2 separate regions of the Homo sapiens genome follow, and region 2 is linked to region 1. A link is a loop called in an ENCODE intact Hi-C map of the cell type or tissue named here. Cell type or tissue: left lung. All regions are shown on one strand. Each heading gives the region's core, and the rest is flanking DNA. Links, peaks and the distances in the headings are about the cores only. Region 1 holds the start of MIR30C2 (microRNA 30c-2). Region 2 overlaps LOC105377853 (a long non-coding RNA gene).

Region 1 (12,292 bases), core at 2,926-10,925:
ATTTTTAAGGAAACCATGATTGAATAGGTTATATCAGACTGACTGGTCTCCTAACTTTGATTCTGCCCACACCATTCAATAGAAAGAGGACATGGAATTCCAGCTATTCCCTCCACTATAGAATTTACTACATTTTAAATTTAAACAGGTTAATTTAAGCTACAGTAATAATTTGAGACAGAATCTCATCAAGCACAGATTCAAAGTACCACACTTTGAGGTCAGAGTGGAGAGAGCTTTTCCCTTGGGATGAACATGAGAAGGTTAATTAAAGAGGAAGTGGACTTTCTCAGAGCAAAGGGTATTTTCATAAAACCATGGAATCTTTGAGTTGGCTAAATCTCCATAAATTTTATGAACATATTGTGTTCTTTTATCTACTGTAAAGTCACATTACTGTTGATTTTCCATATATTTTAACTGTAGTGAGTTATTCTATGCTGTAATTTTCCTTTAGGATCCAGGGTAAATAAAAGCAAACTAGTATAAGAACCTTTATAAGTTACTGTAAGTGAAGGAGGCTTAAAATAGGGTGTGTACTGTTACATTTTCATTATGATTTTCTCATAGTTTTTCCTTGGAAATTTCCATGTATTCCTTAAGGATGTGTTTGTCACATATGGGAGATTTGGATCTTGCTTTCAACTAGGGAATGATAATTTTCCATTAAATATCCATCCCATATACTAGGCAAGGTGAAAGCTGAATGGAAGATGAAATGGCAAATGTTAGACTAGGCAAGGGAAGGGAGCAGGTGGCAAAGTCGCTTGTGGAGATATGCCCAAAGAATATGATGCAAAGAAGCATCCTCACCAGGGAATTTTCCTTCCATCTCTAAAATCCACCAATGTAGGAGACCTGGAGCCTGACTTTAAGAATTAGTAAAGCCTTGGCAGGGTGCAGTGGCTCACACCTGTAATCCCAGCACTTTGGGAGGCCGAGGAGGGTGGATCACAAGGTCAGGAGATCAAGACCATCCTGGCTAACACGGTGAAACCCTGTCTCTACTAAAAATACAAAAAATTAGTCGGGCGTGTTGGCAGGCGTCTGTAGTCCCAGCTACTCGGGAGGCTGAGGCAGGAGAATGGCGTGAACCCGGGAGGCGGAGCTTGCAGTGAGCCGAGATTGCCCCACTGCACTCCAGCCTGGGCGACAGAGCGAGATTCCATCTCGAACAAAAAAAAAAAAGGAGTAAAGCCCATTACTGGGCAGGGCATGAGCTGTAGAACATCCTTGTATACAAGATACATTAAGCTTTAAATCTGGGAACAGTGTTTTTTCTCCAGTGAATCATTCATGGCTGTAAAGCTGCTACATTTTAATTTTAAAAATGTAAGTTTTTAAATTAAAAACTTTACATACTGTAAAGTTGCTACATTTTAATTTAAAAAATGAACATTGGGAGTTGGGAAAAGCCACTGTGTATCCTGAAAGTTGATGTGTAATACTGCAGAATATTTTTAAATCAATGGATAAGGTTTTTTGATACAGAATGTGACAGATTTGATCAAATATAATCTACATTTGAAATAAATGTATTTTCATTCAGAACTAAAAATGACCAAAGGCTAGTTTATTGGAGATTAGTTTTATGTGACTAAAATGCCTATTACATCAGAAGCCCTACTGAAGCAAAAGAGAGTGGCTTTCACGTTACAAAAGGAACTTTTCAGACTTGACTTTAAGAAGTTAAAATCATTTCATGTAGCTAAAATTATTTTAGTGACTATTTAATAAGGTGTGGTTCTTTCCATGTAGAACATTTTAAGCTCTTACATAATTATTCAGTATTGATACCCACATTTTATGACCATTTTCTTTCATTCTTGTCTATTTTTAAACTGTTTACATAGATTTCTTCTCTGCATTTACTGTGTATCCTGGTTTTTCTTCACTTGAAATCCATCATGAAAATAAAATTTTAAAATAAGGCTGCCTTCATAAAAGGTTAACTTTCCAGGAGTTAATGCCATCATTTAAGGAGAGATTGCTTTCTCTTCTTAGCTATGAGTTCCTTAGAAAAGTAAAACAGCCTAACCTTGAATTTTGGGGGAATAAAAACAAAGTTTTAGAAACTGGTAAATATTTTTTATTTAGAGATTTTTAAAACCTGAATAATCATCTTAACATTGTTAACCCATTGTCAGGTGGTAGATGGCATCATTCATTCATTCATTCATTCATTCATCAAACCTTCACTGAGAACCTCCTTTAGTACCAGACAAACCCTGGATACATGTTGTGAATTTCTTCTGATGAAATGAAGTTAAGTTAAACGAAACATGGTGTTTCTTCCCTAGTAGAGAGATGGATAGGTAAACAAATAATTGTAATAAAGTATCAGTTCTGTGATCTAGGCATATGCAATTATGTGACCTAGGCACAGTATAATGGTGGTAAAAGGAAAAATGAACAATTCCTCCTCAGGTTGGGGGAGGGGTGTGGGTGTTAGGGATGACGCTGACCAGAGAGGATTCACAAGAGAGAATACTTGATTTGGGATTTGAAGACTGTATGGGCACTTGCCAGGTAGAAGAGTAAGCAGAAGTGCAGAAACAGAATAAAGAACAGGTTTGTGTGATTTAGTTCTTCAAGTGTTTTCACCCTTTCAGTTGTGACAGAATTCAGTATTCAATGAGCATGGGGTCATAACTTTGCAGCCCAGCCCATTCAAGTTATCATTCTTAGGGCTCTTTCCTTCTCCACTTCTCTTCCTATTCTTTCCCTCCTGCATGAAAGGCCTTATGAAGCCCAAGCCAGGCTTGTGAATTACCCATGACTTCTCCATCTCCACAGTGCCTCTCCCCTCAGCTACTCACTCACTGAATTCTGCTGTTCTTCTTGTCTTTATAATTTCTCATATTCATTTTCTCTGTGTTCTTACTGCCTCTTCCCTAATTAAGGCTCCCATGCTCTCCCTTACACTACTGCAGTGATTCTTTTCCTGTTTTCCTTACCTGCCACCTTAAAGCTAGAGTAAATTCTCTAAAGTACTGACATGGTCATCCCACTTGCCTGCTTACTATCTTTCACTCGTACCCATCGTTTGGAGATAATGCCCAAACCCTTTAACCTGGCACATAAGGACTCCCATCTTTCCCTTGTGTCTCTCCCCTTACCCTTCACCCACATGCATCTTTGACTCCACCTCTGCTGAATTCTTAAAGGCCTCAGCATACATTACCTTTGTCTTTCTTTCTCTATTGGATGACTGTTCTTTCTGGTACACTTTAAGCTACACTATCTTCTTCACTGCCCACCCCTTCCAAATTCCCATTAGCACCATCTTCACCTAGCTAATTTTATTCAGGCTTCAAGACTCAGCCTGGCTATTAGCCAACTCAGAAGTGTCTTTTGACCCATCATAACACTTATAGTAATGGTGTATGTGTCTGTCTTGCAAATTAAGCTGTGTCCTTCTCGAAGGTAGGGATGATACCCTTCATTTCTCATCACCTAGAATTTAAAACATTGCTGATATATGGCAGGCAGTCACAATTGTTTGTTGAATGAATGAATGAATGAATGAAATGAGTAAGATCCTGTAACAGTTTGGAATTATATGCCACCTGGGTTTACAGTGTAGTCTCTTATCAGGTAGGTTTGTTCTGAGATGTATAGTAATGATGACTTTCTTCTTCGCCCAAGTATTTTGTGTACCTTAGACCAGTTTAGCAAATGAAGTCCAAGAACTATTTGAATAAGTCATTCTTAGAAAATAACTTTAGGAAGCAACTGACTCCATTCATGTGTATGCCTCTAATTGTAGGTTCACTTCTGTCCGAATATGAATTTTTAAAATAATTTTAGCATTATATTAGCAATTTGCAATATACCATTTTTATGCATGTAAAGTTGTATTCTAACATATTTACTTTTTGCTCATTTGATTAAATTTATTACTGTGTATCCCATCATTAAGGTAACTAATTTTCAGTAATTAAACTGTTGGTCTTCTGTTTAGCCATTATTCTCAGTTCTGTGCAGGAGTGAGCTGAAACAAAGTTGTATAGCCCAGAGAGTGAGAAGCTGCATTTCATGTCTCCCAACAGTCAGAAAGGGATTATGTACTGTTTAAGGAAGGAGTTTGGCGAATATTTTGAAACCCTTTTGGGAAAGCATAGAATATTGAAAATCCAAAATTAACCAAATCCGTGAGTGTGCAAGCTCAAAGCTAGAGACCTTAGGAATATCTTAGGATGTGCAAAACAGGAAGAAAACAAGAACTGAGCAGGCAGCACTAAGTAAGTGTCATATAGCCTCCCCACCCACCCTTCCAACCCTACTCCTAAAAGAGCCATAATTTAGTCCCAAGTATACTTTTCTGATCTTTTCCTGTGACATATTATGGTATCTTCAAATGGTACTGGGTTTCCTGAGGCTTGTGCTGCTGACTGCCAACCCCATCCTAGAGAGCACTGAGCGACAGATACTGTAAACATCCTACACTCTCAGCTGTGGAAAGTAAGAAAGCTGGGAGAAGGCTGTTTACTCTTTCTGCCTTGGAAGTCAACTAAAGAGAAATGGATTTTGAATATTTCTATGTCTTAGAATTGATCCTATCCCGTGTTTGTTTCTGAGGTCAACTGTAAAAGGAAAAAAGGTGAATTGACTAAGTCATCCAAAGAAATGTAAGATAATCTATAATATCAGTTATATTTGAACTGTTTCACTTAGTTTAAAAAGAAAAAAAAGATTACCAAATACCCAAGTGACAAAAGTTCTGGTTAACTTGTATGAGGCTACATTTTGTGGGTTGCTGCAGTCTGATCTGTAAAAGCAACACATTACCTATACGTTAAGCTAAACATTTCTCCTTTAACCTGAGAGCATTCCACACTGAAGTCTGCTTTTCTTGAAGCAAAAATTCTAGTGTCCTTGGACTTGCTATTTTATCAGGGATCAAAGGCACCTTGGAGCCCCATGCTTTAGGAATTGTAATGGCAAACAATAAGGTCTGCTCTTTAAAGCTAGAATATAGTTACACATTTCAGGAAAAAATAGAATTGTTGTTGGAGGACGGGAGAGGAAGGAAAATGTAGAGGTAAGGGATGGGATGCAAGAAGTTAATTTTAAGAAAAATCTACAGAACGAACTCATAAGTTCAGCCTTAACCAGAAAAACTCTTTCATGTAAATCGTTTAAATCAAAGGTCTATTAAACATCTAATCTAGAATGTAACTTACCTGAAATTTGAGTCCATTGCTGATTTATTTAAAATTATTATGAAATAAGCCTTCTTGTTAAAGAGAATATTTAAATAAGGCATATTTTTATATAACAAGCCCTTAAGAAGTTAAATAATTAACTTAATGCTTCTATTAAAAATTAAACAAATCTGAACAAAATTACTCTAGTCTTGGCATATCAGCATATATCAGTCATTTAAACTAAAAGACACTCTACTACTTTAGAAGTATTAGAGGAGCTTTTAATTTTACCTCCGCACTGACTGTAGAGCCTAATACAATAGGAGTAATTGTTTCATATGAGTTTATAGAAAAAAAGTTTAAATACAATGACTTTAGCATGTGATTTCAGGGAAGTATTTGAACAGGCTGGCCTTGAAGCAGTGGTAGACACTGTTGAAGTGCCAGCTTGATTGAGTCATTTACCTTTTTAGGTTTGCCTACAGGCTTAAGAAAACCCTCTTTGAAACAATGCTCTACAGTCTTCTCAAAGAAATAATTGTTATAGATGTTTGAAATTTTGCTTTCTGCTAGGAGAGGCAGATAATATGGGTAAGGGGAAAAGCAACTCTAAGCAGCAGAGAATGATGCATATGCTTTGCCATAGCATTTTATTATTCTGCCTAAATTAAAAGGGGGGACATTCAAATATTCCAGATCTAAATTTATGGTTAACTTTTAGTCATGAATGTAGGTGTTTCAAAGCTTATTGAAATACATGCTGAAATTCATTCATCATTCAAGAATTATTTATTGAGCATCTACTATGTGAACTTCTAGGCACAGGGGATATAGCAGAGAACAGAAACAAAGTCCTTTTTCTCATGGAACTTACAAGAAAATATATAATGTGTCAAAATATAAACATCTTGTGTATCTATGTAAAATATCTAATTTTATTCAATCTTTTTATTGCCTTGTCCTCCAAAACCAAGTGTATTTAAATATTCCAGAATATTTCTTTCATTGACTATGGAAAACTTTGATATAAAGCTATATAATTTTGGTTTTTGTTTAGTATTATTCTTCTAGATATGTTCTAGTTGTTAACTAGCCTGTTTTGTGACATGAGTAAGTAGGATTATTAAGCATGCTTGAGAAGTTATATATATATATTTATATATTTATATATTTATATATATTTATATATATTTATATATATATTTATATATATTTTTATATATATTTATATATATTTATATATATATTTATATATATTTATATATATTTATATATATATTTATATATATTTACATATATTTATATATTTACATATATTTATATATATTTATATATATTTATATATGTTTATATATATTTATATATGTATTTATATATATAAATATATATATGAGGGGGCTTCAAAATATTCATGGAAACATTGAGTTAAAAGCTACAAATAAAAAATATAAATTTTATTTCTCAGAGTAAGCTCCATCAGGGTCAAGACACTTTTGTAAGCAATGATACCAGACATTTATTCCATCCCTAAAGAACAGGGTCTTGGGAATTTCACCACATCAGTGCCATCTTTTTAACATTATTAACTGAAGAAAAATGAGTGCTCTGACAGATTTTTTTAAGATTAGGAAACAAAAGTCCAAATGAGCCAAATCAGGACAGTAAGGTGGATGCCTAGTGACATTCCACTGAAACTCTGGCAAAATTGCCCTTGTTTGATGAGAAGAATGAGCAGAAGCATTGTCATGGTGGAGAGGGAGTCTGGTATAGCTTTCCTGGACATTTTTCTGCTAAACCTTTGGCTAGCTTTCCCCAAACACTCTCATAATAAGTAGATGTTATCATTCTTTGGCCTTTCAGAAAGTTAACAAGCAAAAAGACTTAAGCATCCCAAAAAACTGTTGCCATGACCTTAGCTCTTGACTGCTTGGCTTTTCTTTGACTGCACCACATCCCCTTCTTGGTAGCCATTACTTTGATTGTGCTTTGTCTTCAGGATCATACCAGTAAAGCTGTGTTTCATCTCCTATCACAATCCTTCAAAGAAAAGCTTTAAGACCTTGATCTCACTTGTGTAAAATTTCCACTGAAAGCTCTGCTCTTGTCTGCAGCTCATCTGAGTGCAATGATTTTGGCACCTATAGAGTGGAAAGTTTGCTCAACTTTAATTTTGCAGTCAGAATTGTGTAAGCTGAACCAGTTGGAATGTCTGTGGCGTTGGCTATGGTTTGTACTGTTAATCATCAGTACTCTTCAATTAGGGCACAAACAAGATTTTTTTTTTCCTTGCAAATTGATGTAGTTTGTCTTCTATAGTGGGCTTCATCTTCAACATCATCTCATCTTTTCTTAAAATAAATTATTCATTTGTAAACTGCCAATTTCTTTGGGGCATTGCCCCCACTAACATTTTGTAAAGCAGCAATGATTTCCTGATTTTCCCACCCAAACTTCCCCATAAATTTGATGTTCTTGCTTTAATTTTAGCAGAATTGACATTGCTCTGATAAGGGCTCTTTTCAAACTGATTTCTTATCCTTTTTTGTGCCTCAAAATAGATCCTGTTCAGACATGTTACAAATTAGTACAAGTTTATTTTGATATAAGAAAAAATTGAAATCCATGTATAGTTTTTCCATAATATGTATTTTCCATGAACTTTTTGAAATTCTTCGTATTTGCTGAGATGATATTGCTAAGGAGTTATATAATATAAAAAGTTACATGTTTGTGTGTTTATATATGTTGCATATGTTATATATATTCAAATTATCATTGTATCTGATACAAGTAAACATATTAATTTGAACCTAACTCTATTCAAGTTTGTAACTCTCTAAATACTGGTAAGGATGATTTATCTTTATGTTATGTTTATATATTGGTTGCTAAGCAAACGCCATAAAGACTTTAAAAGAACAGATTACTTTTAAATGTAAACATCCATTTATATTTGAAAAAAGACATAAGCTTTAATTGACAAGCTTTGTAAGCCTAATTGTGTCATTAAAAACTCAGTAGAAATAAAGGTATCATATGTACTTTATTCATTTATGAATTTATAGTCTCCTTGTCTCTATTTGTTCGAATTAGTAATTCTTTATAATACCTAGTGGTGATATATTTCTATAAACTACTCTGGCTTAGATTTCTATAAATGTAAATATAATTCTGCTCTCTCTCTCTTTTTTTTTTTTTTTTTGAGACAGAGTCACGCTCTTGTCGCCCAGGCTGGAGTGCGATGGCGTGATCTCACCTCACTGCAACCTCCCCCTCCCGGCTTCAAGCAATTCTTCCGCCTCAGCCTCCCAAATAGCTGGGACTACAGGCGCCCGCCACCATGCCCGGCTAATTTTGGTATTTTTAGTAGAGACGGGGTTTCACCATGTTGGCCAGGCTGGTCTCAAACTCCTGACCTCAGATGATCCACCTGCCTTGGCCTCCCAAACTGCTGGGATTACAGCCATGAGCCACTGCTCCCGGCCTGCTGTCATCATTTTAAAATAGCAGAAAGCAGGTTATTAATTACAAAATTGGGTTTTAGGTGTTATTTTGGTTAACTTTATCATTGGAAAACTATATGGTTAATATATAAAAATCAGTTGTATATCTATATATCAGCAACAAACAAATAAAAATGAAAATTTTTAAAAGATACTTCTTATAATAACATTAAAAACTATCAAATGCCCAAGGGGAAATCTAACAGACGATGCATAAGACCTCCGCACTGGAAACTAAATATTATTGAGATAAATTATAGAAGACCTGAATAAATGGAGAGATAAACCATGTTCATAGAGAACAGGACTCAGTATTGTTAAGTGGCTAATTCTCCCCAAGTTGATCTGTAGATTCAGTACAGTCCCAATCAAAATGTAAGCAGGTGTATGTTTGGAAATTAATAAACTGATTCTAAAATTTAGAATTCAAACAGCAAAAGCTAGACAAGATAATCTTGAAAAAAAGATGGAGAAATTATGCTTCCACATATCAAGATCTGTTACAAAGCCATAGTAATGATGAGAGTGTGATATTGGCACAATGGCAGACAGATACACAACAGATAAATGATAAATAGAATAGACACACTATTATGATAAAGATGATACTGAAGTACACTGGAGACAGGATGGTCTATGGATCCTAATACGAAAGGTAAAACAAGGCTTCTAGGAAGTAATATATAGAATATCCTTATGACCTTGGAGTGGGCAAAATTCCCTTAAAAAACTCCCAACACAACACCAACCAGAAAGAGAAAAAACTGGTAATTTGGATTATAATACCAAGAACTTCTGTTCATCAAAAGACAACATTAAGAAAATGAAAAGGCAAAATATACCAGAGGAGGTATTAGCAACACATATAACAAACAACTTATATCCAGTATATATAAAGAATTCCTATAAATTAATTAGAAAACACAAGCAACCCAGTAGAAAAATGAGCAAAGATTTGAACAGATAATTCACCAGAGAGGATATGTAGATGATCAATTAACATAAAAAGTTGCTCAACCTTATTAGTCATCAAATAAGTGCAAATGAAATCACAGCTCAATGGCAAGACACAACTACTAGAATGGGTAAAATTAAAAAGACAAAAAAATCTGGTATTGGCAAGGAGGTGGAGTAACACTGCAGATGAAAGCATAAGTTGGTACAGCCACTTTAGAGAACTTCTTAGTGGTCTCTACTTACGCTGAACAGATCCATATCCTGTGACCCAGTTGCTGTTACCTACCTCACAGAAATTTGCACAGTGTTCTTCAGAAGAAATGAATAAGAATGTTCATAGCAGCACTATTTGTAATAGCCCCAAATCAGGAATTATCCAAATGCCAACAGTAGGATTCGTAAATTGTGAAATATTCGTACAACAGAATACTATCTAGCACTGAGAATGAATGATTTGCAACTTCTGATATAAGTGCATCTCACAAACATAAAGTTGGACAAAATAAACCAGACACTGAAGAGAACATACCGTATGTTTCTATTTACATTAATTTCAAAAACAGGCAAAACTATAGTTATCTATGGTGATACATATCTATGGTGACTCATGCACTTTTCTGATTGTATGTTATACTTTAATTAAAAGTTTCTAAAATTAAAAAAAAAAACGCTGTATTATCTGGTCTTAAATAAGGCAGGTAAAACTCTTATTCCAGCAGTCACTAAGAGAAACTTTATCCCAGATCATCTTTCTCTAAAAACATAGCAACAGCACATATCTTGAGGAACGTTCTCTGAAACTGGCATAAAAGATTACGCTATCCATAAGCAAAGAGACGTTTCAGCAAACATTCTCTTTTCTCCAAAATACTGCAGTGTATACTGTCTTCTAGAACATCACTTCCCTCAAAAGCTACCAGTCCACCTCATTTTCTGGCAAGTAACGAAATTACTGAAAGATGAGGAGAAAAAAGGCTGATGTTAAAGGGCATTCGGCTGTTGCCATGTTGCTGCATTGCCTCACTTACCCACGTTGTAAGAAAGAGGTCAAAACACGGTTAACTGGCTTACCCAGGGTTATATAGGCTCTCGGTAGAGCCGCAGGAGGACTGAAGGAGACACTGCCAGCTTCTGACTCTGATTCTTTAATCTTTTCTATAGTCAGGTAACCCAGGATTGGGACAGAAAAACATAAGCCCTCTACTATCATATTTGTTGAATGTAAGATTTCCTCAGAATCAAGAATATGAATAGATTATGCACTTACTGTTCATATTTTTAATTTCTAGAATGGCTATTATGATTAGTTTTTGCTTTTTCTTTGGACAAAAGAATTTTGTGGTGCTAAAAGTGTCTTTTAAAATTTCCTTTTATTATGGAGAAAAAAAAAAGCTTTGTCCGGACACCGGTGGCTCAAACCCCTAATCCCAGCACTTTGGGAGGCCAAGGCGGGAGGATTTCTTGAGCCCCGGAGTTCAGGACCAGCCTGGGCAACATAGTGAGACCTTGTCTCTACAAAAAATGAGAAATGAGGCAGGTGGATCTCTTGAGCCTGGGAGATCGAGGCTACAATGAGCTGTGATTGTGCCACTGCATTCCCACTTGGGTGACAGTGAGATCTTGCCCCCCCCAAAAAAAAGAAAGAAAGAAAAAGTTTCAACCAGCCTGAACTAAGAAACTTTAAAAATATTCAACCCAAACTCAAAAACCGTGATTCCTTCAGCAAGGCACGTATGCTAACAAAGTCCCCTTGAAGCGTCTCTTCTGGAGACAGTACAGTCCCACAGTAGTGTTTAGAAATGTGTGCAGTGTGCAGGCATTTTTGCTTGTCACAGTAACTGCAGAATGCCACTCCTATGAGGCTTGGAATAGTCTCATTCAACAAGAAATAGTTTTGAACAAAATAACAGTGCCCTCACCAGGATGAACATTCTTAAAGTTATCATTTACTTCTAGGAATATTTGAACTATACATACATTTATGTCTTCAGTTTAACACATCTCTGTAGTATACTAGTTTGCATGTCTGAGATAAATATGATGGTCTGGATGATCTTAACCACAATTAAAGAATAAAAAATTACCTTAAAACTGACTTTTTAAATGCCCTGTGACTTTAAAGTGTCTAGAAACATTCTGTAATTTTGAATTCATCAAAAGCTTTGTCATCAAAAAGCCAAGTATGGCTTTAAAATACTTCTTTTTGGCCCAGGGAGAAAAATACTTTTTATTTTAACCTCCAAGTTTCATCGAGTAGATTAGTTATTTCTGTAGTTTGGTAATGCCCATTATTTGAGAATCTGATAACATCCAGGACTTCACCATATAATTCAGTCACTTGAAAGCCGTGAATTTCTGGCTGTACTAAAAAGCTTTCAACACTAGGGTTAGGTGTTCCTATGAAGACAAATAAAATTCCACATTTTTAAAAACCACCTTTGGCCGGGCGTGGTGGCTAACGCCTGTAAAATCCCAGCACTCTGGGAGGCTAAGGTGGGCAGATCACGAGGTCAGGAGATCGAGACCATCCTGGCTAACATGGTGAAACCCTGTCTCTACTAAAAAAAAAAAAATACAAAAAATTAGCCAGGCATGATGGTGGGCGCCTGTAGTCCCAGCTATTCGGGAGGCTGAGGCAGGAGAATGGGGTGAACCTGGGAGGCGGAGCTTGCAGTGAGTGGA
Region 2 (12,292 bases), core at 2,801-10,800, 110 kb before region 1:
ACAATTTTGTCGTTCAGGAATCCAGGCATGGCTTAGCTGGGTCCTCTATCTAGCTCACGGTCTCTTACAGGATAAAATCGAGGTGTCAGCTGTATCTCCAGTCATCTCAAGATTCAGCTGGGATAAGATCTGATTCCAAGATCATTCACCAGTTGTTAGCAGGATTCAGGTCCTTGGCAGCTGTTGTCAGAGGCTGCCACCAGTTCTCTGTCGTATGAGCTTTTCCATAGGGTAATTCAGAATACTGCAGTTAGTTTCCTTAAACTGAGGAAGCAAGCAAATGCCAGCAAGACAGAAGTCACGGTCTCTTGTAAACTAATTTCAGAAGTGATATCCCATCACCTTTGTTGTATTCTATTCACTAAAAGCAAGTCACTAAGTCCAACCCACACTCAAGGGGAGTAGACTACAGAATCTTATTACCAGGAGGAGGAGATTGTTGGTTAGCATCCTAAAAGGCTGCCCAATACATCATGATTGTCATGAGCAGGGAGTACATAGGATGGAAACATATTTATGATATTACCAGAAAAAAAATGCAAAAACTATTTGGAATATATCAGCATCTCAAGGAAGGCATATGTTGAACATCACAGCTCTGCAATAAAACAGAAGTGAACACACTCCTTTGTTCTGTGACTTACAAACTATATATTCTTGGACAAGATACTTTATGTCTCTGAGTCTCTGTAAAACCTACATTGCAGAATAGATGTAAAGATTAAAATAGATAAGACCAAAAACACCTAGCACTGTACTTGGCAAATGGTATATGGTCAATAACAATAGTTACCACTATTTTCCTTCTTACATGTATCCTAGTCTATCCAACTAGAAATCAATATTTTTAAAACCATATAGCTCTGTATAAAGACAATGACATCTAGGAATGATGTTTCAATGAAAACAGTGTTGCAATAAAAATAATATCTTACGTTAGTTTGGCACTTTTCACTCAACAAAGTGTTTTCACAAACTTTGTCTTACTTGATCCTCACAAGGTGTGTGAAGGCAGTTTGGGGCTTATCAAGGCTCATCTTTGTAAAACAGGAAAACTAAGAAACAGAAAGGTTAAATAAATTACCCAGGATTGCACGATAAATCAGTATATCAGGACAAGGATCTCTGAAAAGATGTGGAAGGGATTAGGAGTGTCTGGTGGTGGTAGGACCAAAAACATACTGAAACCAGAAGTACCAGTAAGGCAGGGGGCCACTTAAATCCAAAGAGTTCTATGGATGGAGTAAACCTGTGACTCAGCAGTCAGGAAGGCGAGGGCAGTCAGAGCTTCCCCTGATCAGAGCTCAGGGCAAATATGTGAAAGAAAAAAAAAAAAGCCAGAGCTCAGGACAAATATGTGAAAGAAAAAAAAAGCCAGAGCTCAGGGCAAATATGCGAAAGAAAAAAAAATCACTCAGAGAATGACCATGTAGCCAATGCAGAAGAACAAGGCAAGGGAAGGTCAGGCAAGGCTGATTTTCAAAATTTTTGTCAGATAAATTTCTTTCATTAAATTGATTGAGAACTATAAAAAGACATCAGAAAAGCAGTCAGGAACCTGTAAATCAGGGGAGGATGTAGGCAGTAGGCGGAGTGAATCAGGAAAGGGATTTGGAATGGCACTGACAATCAAAGTCATGCTCCACTAAGAACTGTGAATTAACTTAAAGTAAATACAGTGAGTATATCCAGATATACAGATATCTAGATATACAATATCCAGATATACAGATATCTAGAAATACAATATCCAGATATACAGACAACACGGGGATATTGTCAACTACAGTCTGTATACAACTCCATTTAGGTTATAGTTCATGATGTAAAAAGAAACCTTTAGGCCCAACTTAAAATACATGTAGTTTCATGGTACACCTCCCCAACTTCATCTCCCCCACGTTGTGCATACGAGAGAGAATCATACAATGGCCCCAACCAAGGGAACTCGTGGGCATTCCATATAATACTTAAGACACATTTTGACAGAATATAATATAACTCTACAAGTTATGTTTTTAGAAAGAGTATTTTCATGGGATGGTTAACACCAATATTCATTTGGAAAATAAGATACTGCCAACCTACATGCTGAGACACAAACATTTCTTTCTCCAAGGGCTTGACCTCAACAACATGCCACCTTAGTAGAATACCTTTGCGAACCTTTATAAACTATATATATATAAAAAAAAATTCTCCCTGTGAGAAATTTGTTTCACTGTAATCTGACTTAACACTATAGCCTAAGTTACATGAGAAAAAAAAATGAGTATTTCTCTTAGGATATAAAAAAACAAGAGACACAAGTAAGACTGTTCTCCTTAAAGCCTTTGTAAAAATGGGATGGGCTATAAACACACATGCATTTATTTTATAAGACAAAATTGCTGTACTCAAGTTGCCCCAAATCTAGAAAACTGAAGAAACATGTAAATTACCCACCTCAATAATGAATAATAAATGCTTAGAGGTGATGATAGGGCCTAGAGGAATTAAAAACAAAGGGGACTTCTGAGCAGAGGGAACACTTAAGTAGAGCTTCAAGAGACTAGCAAATGTTAAGGATGCAGCTGTTAAAAGAAAAACTATAGCCAAATTAAATTTAAAAGAGTTTAACTGAGCAAAGAATGATTGGCAAGTCAGGCAGCCTGTCGAGCCAGAGTTGGCTCAGAGACTCCAGCACAGCCAACATGGTGGAAGAAGAGTTATGGACAGAAAAAGGAAAATGACATACAGAAAAGGAAAGTAAGATAGAGACAGCTGGATTGGTTACAGCTCGACGTTTGCCTTATCTGAACACAATTTGAACAGCTGGCCACCTTTGAGGAACTTGGTGATTGGCACAGGCATAGACTACAGTCTGTATACAACTCCTTGTAGGTTATAGTTCACGATGTTCAGAGAAAGCTTTAGACCCAACTTAAAATACATAAGGAGGCAGCTTAAGGCTAAACTTCATTTAACAGTGCTGAAACATAGCAATTAGCTTAATGGCTGGGACACCAGTGTATGAAGAGGAACATTGTCTTAGTCTGTTGAGACTGCTTTGTTACAAAGTACCAAAACAAAGGAACAGAAATATATTTCTCACAGTTCTGGAGGCTGGGAAGCCCAAGACCAAGAAGCTGACAGAGTTAGTGTCTGATGAAGGCCCTCTTTCTGATTCATAGATGGCACCTTCTCACTGTGTCCTCAAATGGTAGAGGAGCAAACAAGCTCTCTGAGCCCTCTTTTATAAGAGCACTAATCCCATTAATGAGGCCCTGCCCTCATGAACTTATCACCTCCCAAAAGCCTAACGTCCTACTATCATCATCTTGGGAGTTAGGATATAAATTTGTGGAGGGACATAAATATTCAATCCAGAGCAGACATTAATAGGTTGGTCTACAGAGGTTAAGGCATTAAACCTTGAGGAGTTAAGGAGTCAGGACTCTTTCCTGATAGCAACCTAGTTCTGTATGGACTAATTTTAAGTAGAGAAATGACAAGATCAGATTTGTATTTTAGAAAAATCACTTGGAGTCGGAGACAGGGATGGAATAATAGGGAAAAGACTTTTAGCAAAGTAATTTATTCCTGGAGAAGCTTCTGAGAAAAGGATGTACCTAATCAAAACAATCTAATTTTATGCATACTCTTCCACTGTAGGTTTTGTACCTGGTTCTATTTTTAACCCACTGTTAGTGATTCCTGTTACAGACACATCTATTTTAGACTGGAAACTACTTTAATTCGTACCCTGGGTGATGAGGTCTTTTCAGAATATGAGGTATTGTGATTAACTTCACTTATTCACTAGCTCTCTAAAGACACACTGTAATTGGGTTTGATGGCCACTGTATTTTTTTGTCATTTATAGTTGGGTTTATGGTCTTTTTCAGAAATAATAACCAAAAAATAGAGCCTTTATAGAAATAATGAGCCATAGAAGAATTTTTTACCATTTGTTAGTGGCATCTGCCAGTCTGCTTGGCCATGCATGACAATAAATGCTATCTTTCTTGCTTTATGAAAATGACAAATTGAAATATGACTTCACTTTAAAATGCATTTGGAAAGGAATAAGACACATATCATATGTATCATAAGAACAATAAAGCATAAGAGAGTTTCACCTGACTTTTCACACCTCTTTTTGGACTTCTTTAGTTGTAAAAAAGAAAAGGTATGGAAATTACTAAATGACACACAATAGGCAGCTGACACCCATAGAGCTGAATATGTAATTCTGTGGCCTTAGGGAACTAGATATTGTTTTTGCGTGTGTGAGGGGAGAAATAGTGGCCCAGAATCTATAAAACAAAAATACTGTCATGGACCTATGATTTATGCCACAGATGATCTTAAATGTTTACTTTTTCTAAATTTCCAGAAGTAAATACCAAGTACTGAGCATCGGTGCTGTGCAGAAATCATTAGTGCTGTTCACCCAAAATTTGGGGTTTTCTCCTCAAGCAGATGGTAAGGCTGTAGTTTCCTGCCCCTTTTAAATGAAAAGCACCCAAGTGACTCACTTTGGTCAAAAAACTATTTTTAAAAAGTGACGTGTGCTATATCTGAGGAGAGGTTTTAAGATGCAGTGGCTCTCTTATCCCTCTGGCATAGCACATGGGCATGTTCAGGAATGTGGTTCTCCATCAGTCTAGGTCCCTGGGTGACTACCAGAGACCCATTTTAGACCTGACAGACAAGTAACAAAGCAAGAAAGGAATGTGTATTTTTATGGCAGCAAAACATCTATCTTGAATGATACAGAAATAAGTACCTAGACATGAGTGCTACCATAGCAAATAAGCCTAAAATATATGGTAGAGGCTAACAACCGGGCAGTAGACAGCAAGCAAACTGCCACTGGAGACGAGAATGATAGTGATCGTTGTAATGCAGTAGCAAAACAGTTGGTAAAACTGTTGCCTGGGATAATATGGAAGATAGAAAATGTAGCTCTAGAGAATAAGATAGGAAAACAGTGTTAGTGATATGTATTGATTATAATTGGCTGTACAGTCATGCACTGCATAATGATGTTTCAGTCAACAATAGACCACATATATAACAGCAGTCCTACATGATTATAATGTATTTTTACCGTGTCTTTTCTATATTTAGATATGTTTAAATATACAAATACCTACCACTGCATTATAATTGCCTACAGCATTCGGTACAGTAACATGCTGTCCAGGTTTATAGCCTAAGAGCAATAGCCTATACCATATAGCCTAGGTGTGTAGTAGGCTCTACCATCTAGGTTTGTGTAAGTACATCCTGTAATGTTCACACAACAACAAAATCATCAAACAATGCATTTCTCAGAACATATCCCTGTCATTAAACGATGCATGACTGTGTTTGACAGGGCACCACAAAAAGAGATGACTTCAGAAACAATCAGGGAGGTTTTAAACATCAATAAAAGAAAATAGGGGCTGGGCGCAGTGGCTCATGCCTGTAATCCTAGCACTTTGGGAGACCGAGGCAGGCGGATCACTTGAGCTCAGGAGTTTGAGGCCACCCTGGGCAACATAGTGAAACCACCCCCCCATCTCTACTAAAATACAAAAATTAGCCGGGCATGGTGATGCGCACCTGTAGTCCCAGATACTCGGGAGGCTAAGGCACTAGAATTGCTTGAACCCGGGAGGTGGAGGTTGGAGTGAGCCAAGGTCACGTCACTGCACTACAACCTGGGCGACAGAGCAAGACTGTCTCAAAAAAAAAAGGAAGTGGCCAGGAATTTGGGAACCTGCAGGATTGCAGAAGGTGATTTTATCTCTTCAACAGTTAAAAGATGAAACTAGAGGCTTTGAAGCAAAGGTCACCTGGAATTCTGCCTTGGGTCAAGGATCATATCAAGGATGTTATGGGATGAATTTTATACCCTTCAAGATTCACATGTTGAAGTTCCAACCTCTAGCATCTCAGAATGTAACCCTATTTGGGAATATAGCCTTTAAAGGGGTGATTAAGTTAAAAGAAGCTGTTTTGGTGGGGCCCTAATCCAATCTAGTTCTTATAAGGAGAGAGAAACACTGGGTGTGAGAGTTGTTCTATGTACCAATTTGAGTGGCCCACTGGGTGACCCATATTAAACATTTTTCTGAGTGTGTCTGGGAGAGTGTTTCTCAATGAAACTAGCACTGGAATCAGTGGACTCAGCAAAGTTGATTGCCCTCCCAATGTGGCTGAATGTCATTCTATGTGTTGTGGGCCTGAGCAGAACAAAAGGCAAAGGAAGGGGGAATTCAACCCATTTTTCCTGACTCTCTGCTTAAGCTGAGACATCTCATCTTATCTTCTGCCCTAGGACTGGGATTTGCATCATTGGCTCTCCAGGTTCTCAGGCCTTTGAACTCAGATTGAATTGTATCACCCACTTTCCTGAGTCTTCAGCTTGTAGATGGCAGACTGTGGACTTCTCAGTCTCCATAATCATGTGAGCCAGTTCTGTATGATAGATAGATGATAGATAGATAGATAGATAGATAGATAGATAGATAGATAGACAGACAGATTCTCTATGGGTTCAGTTTCTCTGGAGAACCCTAATACACTAGAAATACATACACAGAGAAAAGACCATGTAAGGATACAGCAAGAAGGCAAGCATCTGCAAGCCCAGGAGAGAGGCCACAGGAGAAAGCAAACTGCCCACACCTTGATCTTAGACTTTCAGCTTCCAGAACTGTGAGAATATACATTTCTGTGGTTTACACCACTCAGTCTAAAATGTTGTGATAGCAGCCCTAACCAACTAATAAAAGGAAATGGCTGCCAGGTGCAGTGGCTCACACCTGTAATCCCAGCACTTTGGGAGGCCGAGGCAGGTGGCTCACTTGAGGCTAGGAGTTCGAGACCAGCCTGGCCAACATGGTGAAACCCCATCTCTACTAAAAATGCAAAAATTAGCCGGGCCTGGTGACACACGCCTGTAATCCCAGCTACTCAGGAGGCTGAAGCAGGAGAATCTCTTGCACCCGGCAGGCAGAGGTTTCATGAGTGGAGATACTGCCACTGCATTCCAGCCTGGGTGACAGAGCAAGACCCTGTCTCAAAAAATAAAAAAGGAAATGCCCATCACATCACTGAATGAAATAAGATGTTTCCACAAAAACCAGTAAATGGGTTCAGTTCAGTTGGACCAGGTATCACAGACATCAAAGATTTCAAAATTAAGTCAAGAGGAAGAGAGAGGCATGGGAGCAAGGAAGAATATAAATATGGTACATCTAAGAAATATGTCAAGAGAAGAACTTTGGGTGGCCATTGACACATCTAGTTGTTTGAGTCAAATAGAAATGAAGCTTTGTCAGTTTGGCAGGAAGTAGATGGCATACACAAATTATGTAACTGAAGGAAATGTATGAAAGAAGTAGTCTACAGAAATATATCAGAGGTAAGGTACCAATTAGGAATGATGAGGTACTCAGGAATTAGCAACCACAGGAAACCTTTGCCACCCCTAGGCCTCAAGGACAAAGGGACAGCACTGTGTGGAAGGATCCTGGTGAGGTCTGGAGCCAGGGAAGAAAAACCTTTAGACAGGAGCTAAGACCAGCTGAGTAAGGTAGCCACTGCCAGGATTGTGAAAAGGTTGAGGAAGGGAATGTCAGGATAGGGATAAATACTGCAACCTCTCTCCCTCTCAAATCCTGCCCTCCAATTTCCTACCTGTGTCTGCCACTTGCCCAAACAACAAAAATCCAGAGTATAAGGAATTCTGGATAATGCAGTCCACAGAGGTCAGCTCCTGGGACACAGAATAAGGCAGAGAAGGGAATATATTTAAAGGGCAGAGAATAACCAACACAGAAACTTATTCAATATTTTAAAAAGATATCCTGGTGAAAAAGAAACAAACCTGGACTGACAAAGTGACTGTGTGAGACTTTAAATTGTCCTGGAGCCCCCAGTCTTCTGTAGGCCAAATGTAGGAAAGCTGCTCATCTCTCTTGAGTTGAAGACTTGGAGCCTAATCAAGCAATATTTCCCATCACCTGGGGACCATCCCTTCTGCCCAGCACATTCGTTTGGTTTCTATGGATCAGTGATTCCTGTGTATCTCCCTTTCCTTCCCTTTCTGAATGGAAGTATTTATGAAGTTATCATGCTCTTGCTTTTGCCATTGCATATCAGATGTATAGGGGACAGGTAACTTGTCTTATAGTTCATAGATCTCTGGGTCATAAGGAACCACACTGGACCTGCATGTGCTGTGACTGAATGGCACTTTAGCGTGTTCTGCCTCTGGGAGGCAGTAAATGTACATATCGTGAAGGAAGAAAAGAAAACTTTATGTTTGTTAGCTAGACAGATGTCCAGTGGTAGTCATTAGTGCTATTCTGCATTTCCCCACCCAGCCAAATTTTCCTGGTAACATGACTTGCTCTGGCAAATAAAATGTGAGCAGAGGTGAGATGGGTGTAATTCACTGCACACTCTCTTTCCCTTTCCTTTTGGCACAGCCACACACAAGTTCAGGATGGTAGCTCCTCCATCTGATTGGGTCACTGAGGGCCCACAATATGTAGAGGTAATGAATATACATCATTAGCAAGAAATAAACTTCAACTGTTTAAGTCACTGAGAGGTTTGGGGGTTACATGTTGCCACCATGCTATCCTAGCCAATCCTAAGTGGTACATGTAGACAGTGAATTAATTAGCACCTGTATTTTAGACTATGTAGTAGTCATTGCTGGGGTGGAAACAGTAACTTTAGAATCCTGAATATCAATATCTTTATTGCCATTCTTTAGGGCTAGCTATGTTAATTGTGAAACAAATGGAATTTGATTATCATCTCCACCCTCCTCATGCCCAGTAAAAAACTTCCCTGTCCTATTCCTTCTTGGGTATAATGTGAATTGATCTGAATCATAATGGCTAATAATAAGTGTGTGTTTCTCCTTTCACCGGTACTCAGAGAAATCTTCCAATGTGGCAGCACATTTCTCAGCCTCAAGTATACTACAGTGAACGAGACAGATGTAGCCCCCACTCTCATAAAGCCCCTTCTAGCAGGAGGAACAGACAATGATGTGAGTGACTCAGCCACATTAGTGGGGAGGCTGAAGGAGTCTTCTCTGAAGAGCTAACAGTAAAAGTAAAATCTGAACAACAAGGGACCAGCCATGTGAAGACAGGGAGAAAGAAAATCTAGGGAGGGGAAACAACTTGTACAGAGTACCCTACCACATGAATGAGCTTGGAATATTTGAAGAACAGCTCATAGTCCACAGTAGAGTATGGTGGTTGAAGGGGCAAGTAATAGAAGCCTTTTGAAGAATAGGCAGGTCCAGATCATAGAAGGCTTTATAAGCTAGGGTAAGGAGTTTGGGATTTATTCTAAATGGGAAAACACTAGAGGATTTTGAGCACCAGAGGGATATGATTTTATTAAGTTGTAAAAAGTTCACCCTAACTGAAGTGTGGAGAATGAATTAAGAGGGGGCAAGTGTGGAAGGAAATGGACCCAGGAGAAATGCACTGCAGCAGCCCAGGTAAGAGGTTGGAATGATGGCGAGAAGAGGACAGGTTTGGGATGTTTTAAGGTGGGTTTGACACATCTTATTGACACATGGAATGAAAAGATGAGGGAATCAAGAATAACTCTCAGACGTTGGCTTCAGCTACTGGGTGGAAATTGGTGCCGTTTAACTAAGCTGGGCTAAATGTCAACTAAGGTGTTTCGATAACATTTGCATTTAATTGTGGCCTTTAATGTCTTTAGCAGGAACATGAATATTTAGGAGATTGCAGAAATAGTAGGGGAAATACTTTTGAAATGCTGAGAGGAGAATGTTTCCTTCCTTTAAAAAAAAAAAAAAAAGAAAGAAAGCAAAACTGATTTTCTGAATTTGGCAATGAAAGCTGGACCTCCTCAATGGCATGAGGTGATATGACCTTTTCCTGCTAGATTCACCCCTCCACTTGGCAAAATCTTCTCTTTGGCCCAAAGAGCAAGAAGGAAGGGGAAATCCTGATTTTCCTTTAATGCTTGATCCAAATATGACTCTTCCTTTGGTATCTTTGAGCATGTCTTTGACACAGCATGAACATTTAAATATGAAACAGATGTAAGACATACCATGAAACTCAATTTTTTAGTTTACCGAGACATAACTTTTCCCCAACTTTCTGTCCACTATAGATCTCTTTTAAATTCCTTATCCTTCCTCAGGAGGTGGAGATAGTGGGGTGTTGGGAGTCCCTGTTATCTTAGCACATCCACCGTCCAAACACTCAGTCCAAGACCTCTCCTTTCATCTAGCCTGGTGTTCAAATTCTCCCTCTTTCTCTTACTCAAGGCATCCCCTTTCTTGAATGAATGATGCTGGGGATAACCCCTTCCCTATCCAGAGGACTGTGGTATCTGCCTCTTTAAGTTCAAAACAATCACATACAAGCAATACACATGCACTTGCTGGGGCAGGAAGGGGTGGGATCCTTTCCTTCCTTTAGCCTTTTGGCATCTCAAATTAGTCTATGTGAAAGGCCTTCTCTTTACAGACACCTAATGATTAAGAAGTCAGACTCTGGGGAGAGACCACCAGTTTTCAAATCTTATCCCTGTTGCTTACTAGATGAGTGAACTTAAGCATTTATTTAACCTCTCTGAGCCTCAGTTCTTCTTATGAAGATCAGGGATAATAGTACCAATCTCACAGGGTTGTTGTGAGGATTAAATGAGATGGTATATGTAAAATGCTCACCCCAATGACTAGTTCTTAGTAAATTCTCAATATACATTAGCTATTATTATTACTACAGAAATATCATCATCATCATTATCATCATCATGATTATCATCATCCCAGTTCATAATGAAATCAAGATGTACAATCGTGGTTACAAATTTTTCATAGACTCAACCCAGAAATAGAGTGCTTTGGTGCAATATCTGGGGCATATGCATAGAGGATCATAAATAAATTAATAACTAAGTTTCTTTCTGTATTTCCTCTATGAATCTATAAATATATTCCTTTCTTGTATACTAAAAATCAAAATTAAATTCATGATTTCTAAGGCCATGCATTTTAAATGTTTTAGGTGTCCACTTGATATTAACTCTGTTAGTATAAAATTTCCCAAATATTCACCTAATCCTATCCCTTCCAGCTTTGTTATAACTAACAGTTGCCTCTTTCATAGTTGCCACCATGTAATATCAAATGAGCACTCTTCTGTTATAAGTTCACTATAGAGTAGTTGTTTGCAGATTGCTCTTAATAATAGTACAGTTTTGTTCTGAACCTATGATTCATGAACAAGTTTGAAAACAAAAAGGCAGAAGATGAACTATAAATCCTAATGCTGGGAGAGAGAACCAGGCTATTCAGGCAGATAAATCTCAGATATCTCAGAATTGTGATCTTCTGGATCCTCATTATTATTCTCAGCAGCAGGGAGAATTGAAAATAGTTGCATTTCTACAATGGATAAACAGGTAGCTTATACAAGATCTTTCTGTTTGGGTCAAAAATAGAAATATAAATAAAAACAATGAAACCGTCAAATAGTAAAGATATTCTTGAACCAAAAGAGCCAGGGTTCAGCTGTACTTGCAATAAGGCCCATTGAGGGAGCCAGTCATTCTAAAATATCCCTTCATTTTATTCATTTTTCTCTTTAAAAGACAAAAAACAAAACAAGACAAAACCACAAAAGAGAGGAGACACGTTATATAATCTACACACTGGAAGCCTAACCATTTTTATTTCTTATTGCAGTTTGAATTGGAAAGGAACACAAAGTCCTAGAACATGGTAATTCATCTCCTGTTTCTTTGTCTGCAACTACAAGTAGGAGATAGTTCAGAACCATGCCAATCAGAAAACACAACAAAGCTGTATTAGCTTCTTATTTGTTTACTGACAGATCACAGGCCACTTCCCTGGAATCTCAGACATCCTGTTAGGTCTTAGAGGCTCCATCCAGGCATACCTAGAGAACTTCAGAAAAGAAAGGGCGTTTAAAAGGGCTCCTCTTTTTGTTCTGTGAACATATCATAGTTGAGTTGAGTTTTTAAAATATTCTCCACCCTTGTTTGTTTCTTAATGCAACACCAAGATGTAATTTGTATGGAAGCCAAAACTAGAGACATGCTGAATATGTGAATACTGAGGAAGTGGTTTCCTTAGCAATAACAGGCATGTGAAAGTCAAAACTTCCTTTCCTTCTCATGTGACCTTTTTCATAGCAATTCAGATAGAGGACAATGGAATTGAATTCCAAGCACCCACAGTATTCATGAATTGCTAAGCAATGATTCACCAAGTACC

What was found. A loop is a pair of places that touch in the nucleus more often than their neighbours do. Peaks named below come from ENCODE experiments on the same cell type or tissue, not always from the same donor. Only the 100,000 strongest peaks of a DNase experiment are listed, where the experiment ranks them.
Region 2: it touches region 1 in a loop (2.8-fold over the local background); 7 of 110 quality-filtered maps call a loop at or near these places.

Annotation. Positions count from the first base shown.
Region 1 is chr6:71,369,167-71,381,458 of GRCh38, reverse strand. It overlaps MIR30C2 (microRNA 30c-2), which reads left to right and starts at 4,428; the gene lies at 4,428-4,499. In left lung, for the core only: no CTCF peak of the experiment used is centred there; no DNase peak of the experiment used is centred there; H3K27ac peaks cover 796 bases.
Region 2 is chr6:71,478,916-71,491,207 of GRCh38, reverse strand. It overlaps LOC105377853 (a long non-coding RNA gene), which reads right to left. Exons shown (of 4, transcript XR_942683.3): 4 at 11,696-11,962. Among named protein-coding and RNA genes, the nearest start is that of LINC01626, 64 kb to the right of the region's middle. In left lung, for the core only: no CTCF peak of the experiment used is centred there; no DNase peak of the experiment used is centred there; H3K27ac peaks cover 2,497 bases.